Linked DNA regions of Mus musculus: region 2 is linked to region 1. Evidence: chromatin loops called from intact Hi-C (ENCODE). Cell type or tissue: left cerebral cortex. All regions are shown on one strand. Links, peaks and the distances in the headings refer to the core of each region. The heading gives the core; the rest is flanking DNA. Region 1 has its middle 120 kb from the start of Gm11232. Region 2 has its middle 64 kb from the start of Gm42298.

The links. A loop is a pair of places that touch in the nucleus more often than their neighbours do. Peaks named below come from ENCODE experiments on the same cell type or tissue, not always from the same donor. Only the 100,000 strongest peaks of a DNase experiment are listed, where the experiment ranks them.
Region 2: a loop joins it to region 1, with 4 times the contacts of the local background. A loop is called at or near these places in 2 of 42 quality-filtered maps.

The regions. Positions count from the first base shown.
Region 1 is chr4:71,871,242-71,880,250 of GRCm38, reverse strand. No RefSeq gene overlaps it. Among named protein-coding and RNA genes, the nearest start is that of Gm11232, 120 kb to the right of the region's middle. In left cerebral cortex, for the core only: no CTCF peak of the experiment used is centred there; DNase peaks (open chromatin) are centred at 2,356 and 4,390; H3K27ac peaks cover 1,110 bases.
Region 2 is chr4:71,441,828-71,450,836 of GRCm38, reverse strand. No RefSeq gene overlaps it. Among named protein-coding and RNA genes, the nearest start is that of Gm42298, 64 kb to the right of the region's middle. In left cerebral cortex, for the core only: no CTCF peak of the experiment used is centred there; a DNase peak (open chromatin) is centred at 4,218.

The DNA.
Region 1 (9,009 bases), core at 506-8,505:
CACAGCCCCAAAGTGGGATCCAGCTCAAGGGGAGGTCCCATGCCTGACACTATTACTGAGGCTATGAAGTGCTCACAAAAGGGACCTATTATGACTACCCTCTTAAAGACCCAAAAAATCAGGTGAAAGAGTCAGATGCAGATATTTGCACCCAATCAATGGACAGAAGCTGCTGACCCCAGTGATTGAATTAGGGAAATTCTGGAAGAAGCTGAGGAGTACGACCCTGTAAGAGGACCAGCAGTCTCCATTAACCTGGACCCGTGAGATCTCTCAAACACTGGACCACCAACCAGGCAGCGTACACCAGCTGATATGAGGTCCCCAACACATATTCAGCAGAGGACTCACGGGTCTGGGTTCAGTCAAAGAAAATGAACCTAAACCTCAAGAGACTGGAGGCCCAAGTGAGGTTAGAGGTCTGGTGGGATGGATGGTCCCTGGTAGGGACATCTTCATAGAGACAGTGGGCAGAGAAGAGTTATGGAATGTGGAACAGTCTGGAAGGTTAACCAGGAGGGGAATAAAGTCTGAAGTGTAAAAATAAATAAATAAAAGATTAAATAATAAAAAAGGAATTGTCACCTTGAGTAAATAAGTTCCTTCTTGGTTTTTGAATATTATGAGTTATCAGGAATGTGTGGTGACAAATAAACCAAACCATTCAGAAAGAAGCTGAAAGATTTTAATTGAATTACAACACTTAATCTAAGTCAACTATTCAACTAAAATGGAGCTGATCTGTTGCAGTAAATCTATCTGAAATATGCCTTGGCAATGAAAACACAACACAGTTAATATGAATACATGCTGTGCGCCTACATTGGGTAGATCTATAGCTATACTACCATTTTCCCTATCTATAAGACCCCTCAGAACTTGTAGTTTCTCCAGGCCATGTGCTTCTGCTCTGTGTCCCAGCCCCCACTGTCTTCTTCTGCATCCTCTCCCTCTTCCATTTTCTCCTTCTTCTCTCCCCACCTTCTGCTCCACCTTCCCTTTTATCTGCCCATCATCAGCTCTCCTTTATTTTACAAATTAAGGTGGGAAGCAGGGTTACAGGAAATCACCTGAGTGCTGACTCATTCCTTGTTCACAGCCACCCACAGTAGAAAGGAATTAACATAAACTATAATTAGCCCCAGGGCTATGCACAACAGTGGTCTAACCCAATACCTGAAGTAAAGGCCTAGGAAACTTTGTAATACTTCTAAATGGTATATCATTGTCTGTCTAAATCCAATAGAAAGTGAAAAGTAAGATTTAGTGAGGCCTTGTGCTGCTCTGGGCAAAATATTTTACTTCAAATTGCATTTGATTCCATTGTTAACATGCACAGCTTGAACTGACTGGTTCAATTATATAAATATTAGTTAATATTTGCAAGATAAGTACATCTTGGATGCCTAATACACTATATCCAAGATGGTACAATAGGTAAATAAGTGAGATATATCCTTAATAGAACTCATCATCCAAAAGGAAAAGAACACAAGTTTTAAAATATTAAACATGATAAATTCTGTGAAAGAAATAATGAAAGATACAATCCTAAGGAGCTCCTTTAGATACAATTCATATAAAATGCCTTTATTTCAAGCAACACTAAGTTGAAAACTAAAATTAGTAAGAGGTCTACCATGTTAAGTATGCTTTAGGAGTCTAACATGGTGGTATAAGCCTTTAATCCTAGTACTTGGGACACTTGAGGCAAGGGATTGTGTGTTCAAGGCCAGCTCAGACTACATAGAAAGATACTGTTTCAACAACAACATGATTCTAGACACAAGGCACAAATGAATAGAGATGTGCAAAGGCTATAAAATACAGATAAGTGGATTAAGAATATTGAAGAATATAAAATTTGATCTGACTAGATTTTATGAAATGAGCAAAGAACATAGAGGCACAGAGAGAGATTGTGCAAATAATTTCCCCATTGCAGTGAAAACCCACCACAGGGTTAGCACTTTCAAATCACTATCCATTTACTCTATTGGGTCTACCAGATTCATGATGAACAAATGACTAGAAGAAAACAGTAACGTGTAGAAAATGACCATGGTAGACCAGCAATGGTGTCAACAATGCTGGTATGATTCTAGTAGTGATTATGTGGAAACATGAGGGATGTATTTTATGTTTAGTGTGACAGGAGCAAAAAAAAAAAAAAAAAAAAAAAAAAGAAAGAAAAATGCAGGGATAACCTGGCTTTTAAAACAGTGCTCAAAATATGCATTGGAGAAAAAAGAGCTTCAAAGTATGGTGCTAAAAATGAGACATTCACATTTAAAAGAATGAGGCTAGGTCTGTATCTTTCACACTGTATGGAAATCAACTCCAAATGTATCATAGACCTTAATTTAGTACTTGGAATCCTAGAAGTACTGGAAGAAAAATTAAGGATAAGATATAAACAGAGACAAAGACTTTCTGAACAGGCCTCCAGACACTTGAGAAATAAGGCCAACAATTGACAATTGTGTTTCATGGGACTGAAAAGACTCATTCAACAAGAAAAACAATTACTCAAGTGAGGATAAGACCTACAGAGTAAGATAATAACCTTAGCCATTTACACATCTCATAGAGATATGTTAATGGAGGTTGTAGTTAGAGATTTTTATAGATTTAGAATATACAGAGAACTCAATAAGCCAAAGAAAAAATTAACCAGCCAAATCAATTAATGAAATGTGAAATGAGCATGGTTCTTAAAAGATAAATTGCTCATAGAGAATAAACATAAAGAAGTTCAACTTTACTGTCTGAGAAATGGAAATTAAAACTTAATTTACATTCCATGTCACCCCAATCACAATAGCAATCACTAAACAAACAGATAAAAACAGATGCTGGAGAGGATGTAGGCAAAAGGAACTCATGCTGGTGAGAATGTCAACTACTCTACCCACTGCAGCAATCAAAAACTAAAGTAGACAATCATTTGATCCAACCTTGCTACTCCTGGGTATCTTATCTGTAGAAATCCAAATCAGGACATCATAGTGATATTTGTGTGTCAATATTTACTATAGCAATATTCACTATAGCCAAATTGTGAAACCAACAGAGGGATGAATCAAGACAATGTGGTATGCAGACACAGTAGAAGATCTTTCAGCCATAAAAAAGCACAAAATTTATGTAGTTTGTAGGAAACTACACATGACTAGTTACTGATATGTTAAGCACATCGAGTCAGTTTTTTGGAACATAAATTTCACATTTTCTCTTCTTTGTTAGTTCTAGACTTTGAATAAATACATAAAACCATATGTGTACTTGTGGCATGAAAACAGAACTGAAATTGTCTATAGGAACATAGTGGATTATAGGGAGAGGAAAGGGCAAAAAAGAGGGAAGATAGTTAGGGATAGGAAAGACAGCCCAAAGTATATTGTGTAAAGTTGTCCCTATGTGACACAGCACCATGAATATGAGAAAACAGAACAGTTTAAAAAAAAAAAAGGTAAAGGTGGTTCAGTTTACTTGTGAAAAGTGGTTAAATAAGTATAAAGGGTTTAGAGACATAGTAAAATTCATTTGGGGCAAATTAAATTGCTTACAAGGAAATATACCATACATACATATGTTCTTTTAACTTAGAGCTAGATGTAGATATAGAGAAATCAGTGGAAAACAATTTGCATTAATCAATATTATTTGACAATCCAGTCAACCACTGGGAATTGTTTCTTTATAAATTAAATTAAGATAATATCTACCAGTGTGATTTATAGAATTATTGTATAAATCTCATACTAGATAATGTATGCCTATACACTTCAAGCATCCACAGAAATAACAAATGAATAAATAGATGTGGGTAAGTAATAGATTTTTAATAAAGCATGTACATCAATTATCTGTATGTGAACCTCTACTGGCTGTACTCAGATGTACCTATCATTTGTCATTTTGTCTATACCATCCCTGAGTTATGTCCATGAGAATTCCTCTTGTTTGAGTCTATGGTGTATAGTTGCTTTCAAAATTATTTCTCATCATATGATTTTATTTTGGCTTGTTTTATTTCACATATACTTTAAATTTTCTTTTTTCTTTTCTTTTTTTTTTTTGCAATTTCATACATTTATTTACCAATTGAGGACATGTAGTGTACTAGACTGTTTCAATTTGGATTATATTAGTAAACAGGGCAAGATTATTTTTCTCTAGGCTCTGTAGTCCCTTAAATCAGTATTCTGATTTCTAGCATAACACTTGTGTCACTTGAGTGAAAACGAAAATTCTTAGCTATAATTTGTCCTGGTTCCGCGGATATACACAGTCTCTTAAAATTACAGTTTTAAAGTTAGCATACAGAACAATGAGTTTCGTTATAGCATTTTCATAAATGTAATGTCATTACATTTTGTTCCAACCCACTTTCTCTGTCCTCCTCCATGTCCTCCTCCATGCCTTCTGTGCTGCAGCTTGCTCTTGCCACCTCTCCCTTTGAATGTAATTCTTCTGCTTTTGTGTCATGTGTATACAACTATAGTCACATTTAATCTTCATTCCTTAAGGTAATTTGCTTAACTTTGATGGCTCCCCTTGTAGTTCCATGATCTATATCCACTAATATATGTGTAATCTTAAATATAGTTTCTATAAACAATCTAAAACAGTATATGTTTTTCTGAGTCTTATTTTATTTAGTATAATGGTACCATTTCCATGCATTTTTCTGAAAAAAAAATTACAATTTGATTTTTCTTTGCAGCTGGAGAAAATTGCACTGAGAATTCAATTCTGTTATGTATATGCACCACATTTTCTTTATTCATCTGTTGATTAACATGTGATCTAGCTCGATTTCCCATATTGTGCCTTTTGTGACTTTATTTTGAATTTTCTACATTGCTGAAAGTTTTTATTGGCTCCACACCTATTCCTGTAGAGTACTGTAGGTTTTATGTAAGCATAAAATCATGATACCTACACCTAGGGATGATTTAACTTGCTGAGATGGTATAAAATGTATATCTGTGGGTGGCCCTGAACATTACGTGGAAAGAGCAACCAAAATAATTGTCAAAGTTCACTAGTATGTGCCAAATTATGATATATATTAGATAGTCAATAGCTTTCTTCGTTAAGTAGTTAAGAGTTTGTAGGCAAGTATTCTTTCTAGTGTATCACCTCACTTTTTCCATCATAGTAAGGGACAAAAATCCCCAAGTAAGAAAAGCAAGTATGTTCGGTGAGAAGTTTCTAGCTGCATAAATAACTCTTCCTTGCCCTCTGAATAACATTCTTTTAGTAAGATACAAAGTCATCTTTGATGTTCCAATAACTTCTGAGGGTTTAGCCCTGTTCCCACAGGGTTCTCTCAAACAGATATTTGGAGGCACAACGAATGTTCATGGGGTCACTTGGCTAAAGGGAGTATTAACATTATGAAGAGGTAGAGTAAGTTTCTACTTTAAATGACACCTGTAAGTGATCAATGATAAAAGCAAAACCTAGAGAACCTGTCATGGAAGCAGAAATAGTTTGTCTTCATATCTATGTATGCAATAGATTTGGCTAGTTGGGCCTTCTTCAAAATCCAGTTAAAGACAAATTTTATTATTGCAGCTTTGTTTCATAGAAATGGTGACATTTGCAAAAAATCTTCATTTTAGTAGTGGTATCTTTTGGAAAAAAAAAGCCAAAGTATTATCAATTAAATAATATATTTATCAAATAAGTTTATTTTTATTTTTTATTTTTCTGTTTGATTGATTTGCTACTTACTTAAGAATCTGTGGGGCATTGGGATATACACAGACAGTCTGGTCTCCAGTTGAGCTGAAGTGGAATCCCAGAGTGGTGATAATTCACCTACATGGCTTGGTAGGCGTTTGCTCATACTCCTGGAACTCTGGCTCCTGTCGAAGTTACTGCCCCCCACAGCCTTGACAGGAGAAGCATGGCTAGCAGTCATGTAGACAATGTCTCAAGCTTCTGATCTTCAGGCTACACTTCTCCCCAGTAACCTAGCAACAGTAAAGATAATGGCACACCATAAGAGGAGCTGCTTGGCCCCACCTTACTCTCCTCTATCCTCTCTCTATTCTCTCACTCTCTTTCTCTTTCATCCTCTCTCTCTCTCTCTCTCTCTCTCTCTCTCTCCTCTTGGCCATGGCTGGTCTCTCTCTTTCCACCTTTCCCCTGCCTTTCTACAATAAAGCTCTAAAACCATAGACTGTCTCTGTTCATCAAGGCCCACTGCACTGACTCTCACCTGCATGGGAACCTCTCTCCCTTCAGCCCACTCTTCCATAACCCCGGGGCTACAGGGTGTTGCCTGGGGCCCCGGTCAGAGGCTGTCCCTTGTCCACCTCCTGCCGAGTGGGGTCAGTGGCTTAGATGCCCAACTGGGGCCAAGTGGAAAGTGTCTGGCAGCCCTCCTAAGTCTGCCTGCCAAGAGCATAGGAAGATCTCTGGCCAGATGTGGGCTATTTCCCCCCACTTCTTCCCCACACCCCCTCTTAGTTCCCACAAGAATCATCATGACTAAGGACCCAATAACCAACTGATTATTACTGTGGGATGCATTACTGTGAAGGATTCTGGATCTCACCTAAAATGTTAACATGATTAAAACTTGAAACAGACAAGTTTCTCAATTTAGGTTAGTGTGTGGGAAAGGTGATAGGAAAGATGGCACAGTGATGGGATGCCCCTCTAATTCTTATAATAGCACTGCTAAGGTACAGCCTGCCTTTTTACCACCTTCTCAATGGTAATTATCTCCAGAGTAAAGGGCAGAACCTGTTTGCATTCCTTTTCACTTTTATCTTTTTGTCTTTGTAGACATGTAATGATGAATTTGAAACATCTACAATAATTATAAATAAACATATTTCATTTACGTATGTACAGTTTTTTAAGATATAAGGATGATCCACATATTTGGAGACTGTTGCTTATTCCTAGGATATGACTTTAAGTGGTAGATGTATATAAAAATAGATTTTCCTAGGATACTTTTCATAATAACAATTTGAAGGTCTTTGATTAAAGATTAATCTGTATCATTGTGAACTTTAGGAAAACTAGCCTCTCTTTAGCCAAACTTCCTTGCAGAATGTAACTTTGAATATTAAATATTTGGTCCTTGTTCAGTCATTAAATAATATAATGAATTAAAAACATGAGCTTGACATATTCTATTCCAGAAAATATATTCAGAGTAATCACTGTTCCTGTCATCATCTGCTGGAACATCTGGAAGACTTCATAAGATGATAACTCCTGTCTGAAGTTGCTGCGTCACAGCCAAGAGACTGAATCTCAGCTTAGTATCCTCATATTTTGCTAGAACTAGGGATAGATATATTCACTTTAACCTTAGTCAAACTTTTGACTTAAAATATTGGTGTCAGACATAATAGTTCTCTGTGATCTTGAACATATATCCTGGTCTTAAGCAAAGTTATACAAAAAGCCGCACTAAAATCTTAAGGAAGATGTCTACAGAATGAATCAAGTATGAATGGCTTCAGATAAAGATGACCCAACAGGTGAAGCTGCACAGAGAAATAGTTTTATGAAAAGCACAGTAACTGGTGAAGTTATATTATTACATCCATGTCTACACTGAGGTAGGAATCTTACTGCACACATGACCAATGTACCAGGCAAAGCACACATTAGTCAGGATGTTTATTTTTTTTTTCTTTCTGATTCTCCGTATTAAATCTGCAGTGATTACCATAATTTTCCTGAGGACAGTTTTTCCTTTGATATATCACTAGAAGAAGTTTGCAACTTGTCCAAGGTAAAAAGCTATCCTCAGAATCAGGCATATCACCACTACTGTCCATTGGGATCAAAACTGAACATTCAGCCCAAAAATTTGCATTTTTACATGCCTTCAAGAAAGTACCAAATTCAATGCACTACTCCATGAAAAAGTGTGCTCCTATCTCTGTGTCCAGAGCAGCAGCGTCCTGGATAACCATGGCTTGTTGCTTGGCATTATAAGGAACTGTCTCTCCTCACAAATCAAACCTTTTTCTGTGATGCCTTCCTTTATAGCTAAGCATTTATGTGAGACACGCTCCTCCTCCTGATAAATTTGTTATTGTAAGTTTGGCAAGCAATAGTAATGTACTAAGAAAAAAAATCATGCTTCTAGAAATGATGGAAAATAAACATCACTAGGGGAATAATGTTCCCATTCATGAAGGTGTTTATACTAATAGAGCTGAGTAGAAGAAAATTATTTATTTGAAACCCAAACATTTGTCTAAATGATAAATGTCACCTCAGCTTCATGTCAGAGTTTGTAAAAGACAACATCTCTATGAATTTTCACTTTCTCATTAGGAAAGAAAATAGGTTGGTGAGGTCAGTGAACTGAGTAGATGAAAAAAATAGTATGAAAGATTTACAGAAAGTACCAGGGCTCACTGATCCCCAAATCTAGCTGTTCTCAGGAAACGGTCTGAGAGCTAACAGCAGATTTTCGGTCAGCGTCCTGTCTATTGCTGTTTTCACATTAGTACATCTATATCTAATTAAAATACTTTGTTTTTTGACTGCTATCCAAATTTTATTATTCTGTATAGAAACACAACACAGGTATAAATTTGTTCATGATTTCCTTGCAGTGCTGAGGTCTGAGGCTTTCAAATGCTAGATCACATACCTCTCAACTAGAAATACCCATTCAGTTATCAATATATAGCTGGCCAATCATTTGAATTCTGCCAAATCCTTGGAGGAAGCACTTAACTACCTTGGTGACTGGTTTAGCATCAAACAGGATACTCTTTGAGAGACTTCCCTGTACTCCACAGACCAGAGATGAAAAGACACTGGCACCCAGGGATCAGGCAAATACTTTCTCTTCCAGAATTTCCATCCTCCATTCCAAGCCTGCTCTCAGCCATCAGCAAACTTACATGGATTTTGCTTAGTTCAATTAACCTGTGTCCTTTGGCTGGGGAATTAAGGTCATTAATATTTAAAGTTGGAAGGAACGTTGATATTGTTGTTGTTGTTACAGTT
Region 2 (9,009 bases), core at 731-8,730, 430 kb after region 1:
TATAAAGGACAAGGCTATTGCTCTGACAGCCCTGATTACTTTGGAGGAATGTGGAAGACTTTGTGACTCTGTACTAGCAGTGTAGTTAACTCTTTAAACATAGCTTAATGGGCCATTTTAGGAGAATCTCAGAAGACAATGCTGAGAATTATGAACCATGGGGAAGCAGCAAGACATATTAGAGGGGATCAATATTAGCAACTGAGGTAATGATAATTACTGTGATATTCTGGGGGAAAAATGTGACTATTTTCTATCCTTGTCAAACAATATTCCTGAGGCTAAATTGAAAATTAATGCACTGATCTCTTTAGGGGAGATATCAAGATGCTAGTCTAATATTGATTCTGTAATGTGATTATCAGCAATCACTTTTATCCAGGTCTACAATAAAAAAGAAAGAAGAGCAAAAGAAATATAAAAAAGTACATTTATATATTATTTACTTACATAGCAAATGTTTAGCCCTTCCATGTCTCTCCTCACCCCCACCCCTTTGCTTCTGAGAAGGTATCCCCACACCCACCCATCCACCCAACTCCACCTCACCCTAGAAGCATCCCCCTTCCCTGGGGCACCAAGTTTCTACAGGATTAGGCAAATCCACTCCCACAGATGTTTCCCAGCACCATGGGCCAGTTCATGTATGCTCTTTGGTTGTTGGCTTACACTCTGGGAGCTCTGGGGGATCTGGGTTAGTTGATACTGTTGTTCTTCCTATGGGGTTGCAAGCTCCTTCAGCTCCTTCAATCTTTCCATTAACTCTTCATAGGGGTCCTTGACCTCAGTCCAATGATTGGCTGTAAATATCGCAGCTGCCTCAGTCAGCTGCTGGTAGAACCTCTCAGAGGATAGCCATGCTAGGCTCCTGACTGCTGGTATAACATGGCATCTGTAATAGTGTCAGGGTGTGGTGCTTGCCCATGGGATGGATCCCAAGTGGGGCCAGGCACTGGATGGTCTTTCCTTCAGTCTCCACTCCATTTCTGACCCTGCATTTTCTTGTAGGCAGGAACAATTCTGGATCAAAAATTTTGAAGATTGGCGGGTGTCTTCATGCCTTAATTGTGTGCCATGGCTATCTATTCTTTGGTGGTCTCTTCAGGTTCCATCTTCCTACTGTTGGGCATTTCGGCTAAGGTCATCCCCCTTGAGTCCTAGGAGCCTCTCACACTCCAGGTCTCTGGAATTTTCTAGAGGTTTCCCCCACAACCACCCACTGCCCTGCTGCTGCATATTTCTATTCAGTATCCACCAGAAAATTGAATGTTGGAGCCAAGCCTTGTGCCTAAAGAGATAAGATCAAGTCAAGGCCTGGTATGCATAAGAATAAAAGGAGGGCTGTCCTCAGGGAAGGATCTCACTTCCCCTAAGCCTCTGACTAGTGAAAAGAAATGCCTTAGGGAACATCCTGTTCCTGAAAATAACAAATTAAAACTTTTACAAATGTAGGGGTCTAAGCTTAACCTTTATCATTCAGCTGAATTAGAAAGTGCATCCACTGGGTAATGACTTTAGAGTCCTGAAGGATACAAGATTAAAAAGAATTGTAGAAGCTTTCTCCACAGTTAAAAAGTAATGTGGAGGGCTGGTGTGTGACAGGGAAGTACCTACAAGGACTTTATTGGTCCTTTTGTGAAGCTGGGAAAGTGAAGCCTGAATTGTATTGGAGACTAAGTTGATGGGAATTCCAGAGTCATGAGACATCTGCCAAAGAGTTACATAAAGGAACTAGAACCAGCCGAAGAGAGAGAAGCCTGTTCCTGACAGCTACCAGTGAAGAATGGAGGTATATGAAGTTTTCTCTGCTGTATGCCATTCTTTCCCCAGTATGCCCCTGTTCCTTTCTTTTGGAGTGGTAATGTATATTCTGTGCCATTGCACATTGGGTATATGTAATTTTCTTTTTCATTTATCAGGAGTTACAATGAAGAGATTACCCTGAGTCTCAGAAAGAACTGTGATTACTTTATCCACAGTTAGTAGAACTCATTTAGAATGATTAAAAGGTATGGCTTTGTTGGGAAGGTATGTCACTGAGGAATAGACTTCCAGATTTCAAAGGACCAGCAAAGTTTGCTGTCTCTTTCTCTGTCTTGTTGTTGTTTATCAAGATGTGAGTTCTCAGCTATTCCTTCACATCCTGGACTTTGTCTAAAACCATAATCAATTTGAACACTTTCTTTTCTTCTTCTTCTTCTTCTTCTTCTTCTTCTTCTTCTTCTTCTTCTTCTTCTTCTTCTTCTTCTTCTTCTTCTTCTTCTTTGATATTCTCTTTATTTATATTTCACATTTTATCCCCTTTTCTCACTTCCCTTCCAAAATCCACCCATCCCATGCCCCCTTGCCCTGCATACTAACCCACCTATTTCCACTTCCCTGTCCTGACATTCCCTTACACTGGGACATCTAGCCTTTACAATACCAAGGGCCTCTCCTCTCACTATTGTCCCACAAGGACATCCTTTGCTACATATGTGGCTGAAGCCTTGAGTCCCTCCTTGAGGAACAACAATATGCACCAACCAGTACTCCCAGAGCTCCCAGGGACTGAACACTTTCTTTTATTTTTTTATTTTTATTAGATATTTTCTTTATTTACCTTTCAAATGTTATCCCTTTTCCTAGTTTCCCCTCTGAAAATCCCCTATCCCCTCCCCCCACTCGCTCTGCTCAGCCACCCACCTACTCCCACTTCCTGGCCCTGGCATTCTGGGGAATAGAACTGGGGAATAGAACCTTGCCTTGATTAACAATGATTTCACAAAATTCACAGGCATATAGGTGTATCTAGAAAATATCATTCTGAGTGAGGTAACTGAGTTACAAAAGAACACACTGATAAATAGATATTAGACAGAGAGCATGGGATACCCACAATACAGCTCATGGACCATATAACACTCAAGAGAAAGGAAGACCAAAGAGTGGATGCTTTAGTCCTATTTAGAAGGTGGAACAATATAAGCATGAAAAGTAGAGGGTGGGAGGGATTTGGGAGGAAGAGAAGAGAAGGGGGGAGAAAAAGAGGGACAGAATCAGGTATGGGAGGAGATGTACAAAGGGTCAGGAAATCGAACAGAAATGTGTAGCAATTGGGAATGGGGAACTGGGGATAGCAACCAGAAAGTCCCAGATGCCAGGAAAGCAAGATGCCAAGACTCAACGGGGATGACATTAGCTGAAATACCAACAAAGGGGAGCAAGAACCTATGGAGACCATATCCAGAGCTTAGGCGTGGCTTCCTGGTTGAGGGATGGAGCCACCCACCCGTCTCCAAAATTTTAACTCAGAATTGCTCCTGTCAAAAGGAAATACGGGGACAAAGAGTAGAACAGAGACTGAAGGAAAGGCCATCCAGAGACTGCCCTACCTGGGGATTCATGCCACATGCAGACACCAGACCCAGACACTATTGCTGATACCAAGAAGTGCTTATTGACAAGAGCTTGATATAGCTGTCTCCAGAAAGGCTTTGCCAGATCTTGACCAATACAGATACAGATGCTCTCAGTCAACCATCAAACTGAGCACAGGGATCCCAATGGAGGAGTCGGGGGAAGGACTGAAGAAGCTGATGGGGCCTCATCTGGCATCAATGGGAGAGGAGGCCTTTGTTTCTGTGAAGGCTTGGTGCCCCAGTGTAGAGGAATGCTAGGCCTGTGAAATAGAAGTGGATTGGTGGGTAGGGGAGCACCCTCATAGAAGCAGGGTAAGGGGGGCTGGAAAGGGGATTTGCAGAGGGGAAACTGGAAAAGGAGATAATATTTCAAATGTAAACCAATAAAATATCCAATTAAAAAAAAAAGCTGCCTTAGTCATGGTTAGAGATGTGTGAAATAAAAATGACTAATGGTAAAAAGCAGCAGAAAAGGCTCTAAAACATCAGGAATAAATTTAAAATATATAAGACTTGAACACTTGTGACTAAATTAATCTTAAAAAGTAAGTATACAAAATTTTACATATTCATGAATAGGGAAACTCAAACTGGTGAGACAACAATATTCTGCACGTTGTACTATGGAGTTAACACACCTTAGAATTGCAGATATAATTTTGGAAAAATTCTTCAAGTTTAATTCTAACATACATATAGAAAAGCAAAGAACTCAAAATAGCCAAAACAACTTGAAATAGAACAAAGTTGGAGGGCTCTCATTTCCCTATTTCAAAGCTTACTTACAAACTAGTGTAATCAAGACAGTGTGCAGATAGCATAAGGATATACATATTCATCAAAGGAACAGAACTGAAAGCCAAAAATATGCTCAATTGTTTTTTGATAAAGGTGCCAAGAAAACCCACTAGTAAAAGAATCGTCTTTTCACAAGTATGCTGGGACAAGTGGGTATCTCAGGTAAAGAATAGTACTAGTCCCTACTTCATACCATCTTAAAATACAACGATGGATCATGGACAACTGTGAGAATTAAAATTATAACATTGTTAAAAGAAAATGTGGCTGTATATCTTCCTGATTTCTTAGGCAATGATTTCTTAAGTTATGACACCAATAATTCAAGAGGCATAAGAAGCAGATGACTTAGACATCATCACAATGAAAAACGTTTGTACTTCAAATGCCACCATTAGGTTATTAAATTTCTTGCTCCTAAGACTGAGAACAGAGGCAAATTCCTAGGGAATCACATAGCAGAAGGAGAATACTAACTGCTCATGTTGTCCTCTAACCTCCACATATGCTGTGCCCCCACTTAAACATAATCAATAAGTAATAAAAATTATATATAAGGATTGTATATATTCAAAGTCACCAACAAGAAAATGAAAAGAAATCAGGCATGATGCTTCAAACCTGTAATCCCAGCATCTAGAAGTCTGAGACAGAAGGATCACAAGTTTGCTGGCAGCTGGAGTGACATATTAAGACACTGTATCAAGACGTATAAAACATAGAGAATGTATCCCAGTGAGAGATAGCTGACTTAGCATGAGCAAGGGCCTGTATTCAATACCCAACAAGTCAACAAAGACTTAGGTAATTTGACTTTGAAGCAAAATAATAACACACATTACTTATAAAAAGAATCAGATATTTATATGAAAAATAAAAATAGGTCACAAGAGATCATAAGACTTCACCTTCATCTATTCAATAAACTATAGCCTGATAACAACTGACAGTACCATATCACTCAGGTACCAACTATATTTGAGAATTTTAAGACTAATAATTTGGCTCACCAGTTAGGCATTTTAATTGTACTTTTAAATTTCAATCTACACACAGTATTAACTTCATGAGGTAGCTGTGATTTCTTCCTTTGAAGTGCCATTCAGTGAGAACTGTCATGTGGTCCTCATGTCTGCCTGTACCGGCTTTCATCTTCAGCTGTGTAGAGTCAGGGTGCCTCTCCCTGTTAACCTAGCATCTATGTGAGCAGAAATCTTGTTTCTTTTGTAAGTTTCACAAGTGTAATGTAGACTGATATAGACTGATACCTAGCTAAAGCCTTTGCTCCCTTTCTTTGTCTGGCCCATGGAGAGACTCACTTTACTTTAGTTTCTGATAAAATGCACTTTAGGTATAGTCACAAGAATCGGACAGGGTTTGCTCTGGCACAGGGACCTCTGCAACTGTAGTGAAGCTAATAGTTTTGAAGGTATGTGCCTTCTTCCTGCTTCTACTGTCCCCAGCCCCAATGTGGTAGTCAACTTTGTTGTATGTATAACAAAATATCTAAAAGGCTGAAAATAAGAAAGGGTGGGAGCTTAGTTGAGTGTGATAAGAGGAAAAGCACAGCAGACCCACTCTAATCACCACTGATTGATCCTAAATTGGTTCTATTTGCATCTGCCCCTAAGAAATCTGAATCTCATGTTGCTGGCATAAAAATTGCAAGTACCTTATTATCTTGTGCTTTTAAAATATTACATGAAGCTAGGCATAGTCATACACACTTCCATCTCAGCACTTGGGAGGGAGTTGCAGGCAGATCTCTATAAGTTCAAGGCTAGCCTGATCTGCATAATGAATTCCAGGAAAGCCAGAGCTACACAGTGAGTTCTTGTTTTGAAACAAACAAAAACTCAAAACAATATGATACTAATTTATAATGTATATTTTCTACATGTAATATTATATAGTACATATACTTATAGATTATGTGTGTATTCATTTTGACAGTCATTGAAATCAAACCATTTGAAACTTCATCACTGAAAAAAAAATTAGTTGCGTTCTTCCCTTTTTTGTGGAATGCAAAGCCTTGCGATGGCTTCAGTGCTTAGCTACATTCATAGCCCATTTTATTTTTTTAAATAACCTTTCAAAGTATGTAACAGTAGGAAGATTGGAACCTAGATCCCATTCAGTCTATACTCTCCAAAAGTCACATAGTTATGCATTATGGACTGTGCATGCAAATACAAACACACAATATATGAGAAAACAATCATAATCTCTGCTCTGTATTTGATTGGCAGAAGAGCGTGGGTACTGGAATGCAGACACTTTAGTAAATGCAGATCAGTGGGATGCTTTACTCAGAACACTGAGGGAGAGGAACTGTTCCCTGAATGTAATGGCAGGAGGTGGCTGAGTACTATGTAGATACATAAATCAGTTGAAAACTAGAATAAGGATAGGGCTTTTTCCCCCCCTCAGGAGAATTTTAAAACTATTTCTAGAAAAATAACAAATGTGAAAATAAATTATGCTAATCTGTCCATTAATTTCTTAAATTCAGAGCCCATTAAAACATGCCTCAAAGAAAGCTTGGAATGACTGGTTCTACTCAATTAACTTTGAAATATTGGAAATCAATTAGTTACAGTAAATAGACCTGTTCTCATTATTTTCAGCAGCTAGCAATTAACTGTATAAAGAGATGACTGTGCTCATGTCTTTGCCTGCAAAGACATACTGGCATTGACAAACAGTACAGTGTACTCCTCTTCCTCAGTCTTCATCAAGTTCTAATAGTATGCTCACAATTTTAACCACTGGCCTGTTGCTTCCAGGACAACTTCCATGCTAGAACACTAGATTTTCTTCTTCCAAGTAAGTGCAATCAGGAGAGAAGCTTTTCTGTGAACTTGGGGTGCTGAACCTGACAATTACAACACACTGACAGTTCCTGTTTTCTATGTTTCAGGCTGAATACAAGATTTAAAAAAGGACATGTTTAGCCTTTTCTCATTCCACCTCATTACTAAGGGTGCTTCGCTAAGGTGCTTTCTTACCACAGCCTAAAAGATTCCTTCTCTCATTAAACACAGCCTGTTTGGTGGGTGGAATCTGCTTACTCTTGCCTCTGATGTGCTGTTTGCAGCTATAATTTTCAAGGTATTCATTTGCTCGCCAGAGGGAAAAAAGATTAGGAAAAAGAATAATCTGAATATTTTCTCCACTATTAAATTGACTCATTATGTCATTTCTAAGAGGGACAATATTGTGACTCATGAGGAAAGAGGGAAAAATGGAACATTTGACTTCTTTGTTGTTTGATAAGTACATTTTATGGTGACATGAACTAATTGCATAGTTACCATGAAATAACATGTTTTATTTTCCTGTAATAATGTAGTAACTGCATAGTAACTTCTTAGGAAACAATAGTAATTATATGGTAATGTGATAATGATGCTGTTTATTTTTCTTAACTAATAATTGTACATATACTGTAAAATACTCAATTTCAGAACGAGTGTACACAATTCCTTGGTTTTTGACCCTTGCTTCCTCTTTCCCATTTCAAGATTCTTACACCACCTGACAGGACATCCTCTTCCCAGCATCTTCTGCAAGCCTGATACGCTATAGAGGACATCTTTTGTGCTCTGTCATGAGGCTTACAACAGAATCATATTTTGCACTGCTGTGATGAGATTGATGTTAAGTAACTCAGAAGTCAAAACCCAGAAAGGTGAAAGAAAAGTCAGAAATGTTTCAGCTAAAACTTGTGGAAAATGGACTGTGAAGAAAACAAAGCCCTTTTGGGAAGTTTCACACTGAGCTGAGCTAGGCTGTGTAAGTCTGAAAGAGGCACACACTTTCCCAGAGTGAATGTTTGCAGAAGGTGTAGGGAAGAACAGTCTAGGCTGGATGATTTCCAAAATACTTATGCCATCTTAAAGAGAAGAAAAGAGGAAAGAGAGCACACCTCCATGCCTTAACCTCTGGAGATGACCCTGTGACTTCTAAAAACATCAGTTCTCTACAAAAAAAAAAAAGAAAGAAGAAGAAGAAGAAGAAGAAGAAGAAGAAGAAGAAGAAGAAGAAGAAGAAGAAGAAGAAGAAGAAGAAGAAGAAGAAGAAGGGAAGGAAGGAAGGAAGGAAGGAAGAAAGAGAGAGAAAGAAAGAAAAAGAAAAAAGGAACGAACATATCTAAATAACAAATCTCTCTCTCTGTGTGTGTGTGTGTGTGTGTGTGTGTGTGTGTAGGGGGTGAGGGAGAGAAAGAAAGAAAAGAGGAAGAGAGATATTCACATAGCAGATAATATGGCTAAGGAAATCAGTCAGGAAGAGAGAGGGAGACATCATGAGGTTGAAGGAGAACAAGAACATGAAAAGTACGGAGATGGGGAGAGAAAACAGCAAAGACATGGAAAAGGAAGGCAATTCAAGTCCTACATGTGCGTGCCTGTGTGTGTGAGTGTGTGTGTGTGTGTGTGAATCGATGTGGAGCTAAGTCCTGAAGATTTTCTGTCCCCAGCCCTTCTGATTTTTGGACAACCTTGGTGTGCCTATTTTTGCAGTAGGACAAGGGTCAGAGGCAACTGTGTTCACCACCACACTGCAGCTCCTACTCCTGACTTCACACCAGGAAATTAATCACAGCATCAGAACTGCATGACTGTTTTTCTCCGAGGTCTAATTTAAATTCTCTATCAAATACCATTGCGGCAGTGACGTTTAACATTTTCATGATTTATGCTGTTAATGAGCGAAGAATGAGAGCAGGGTGGGGCGCTCTCTGTAAAGGGAGAGGAGTGAAATAAATCCCACCATGCAACCCCTACAGAACTATTTCACTTAGGAG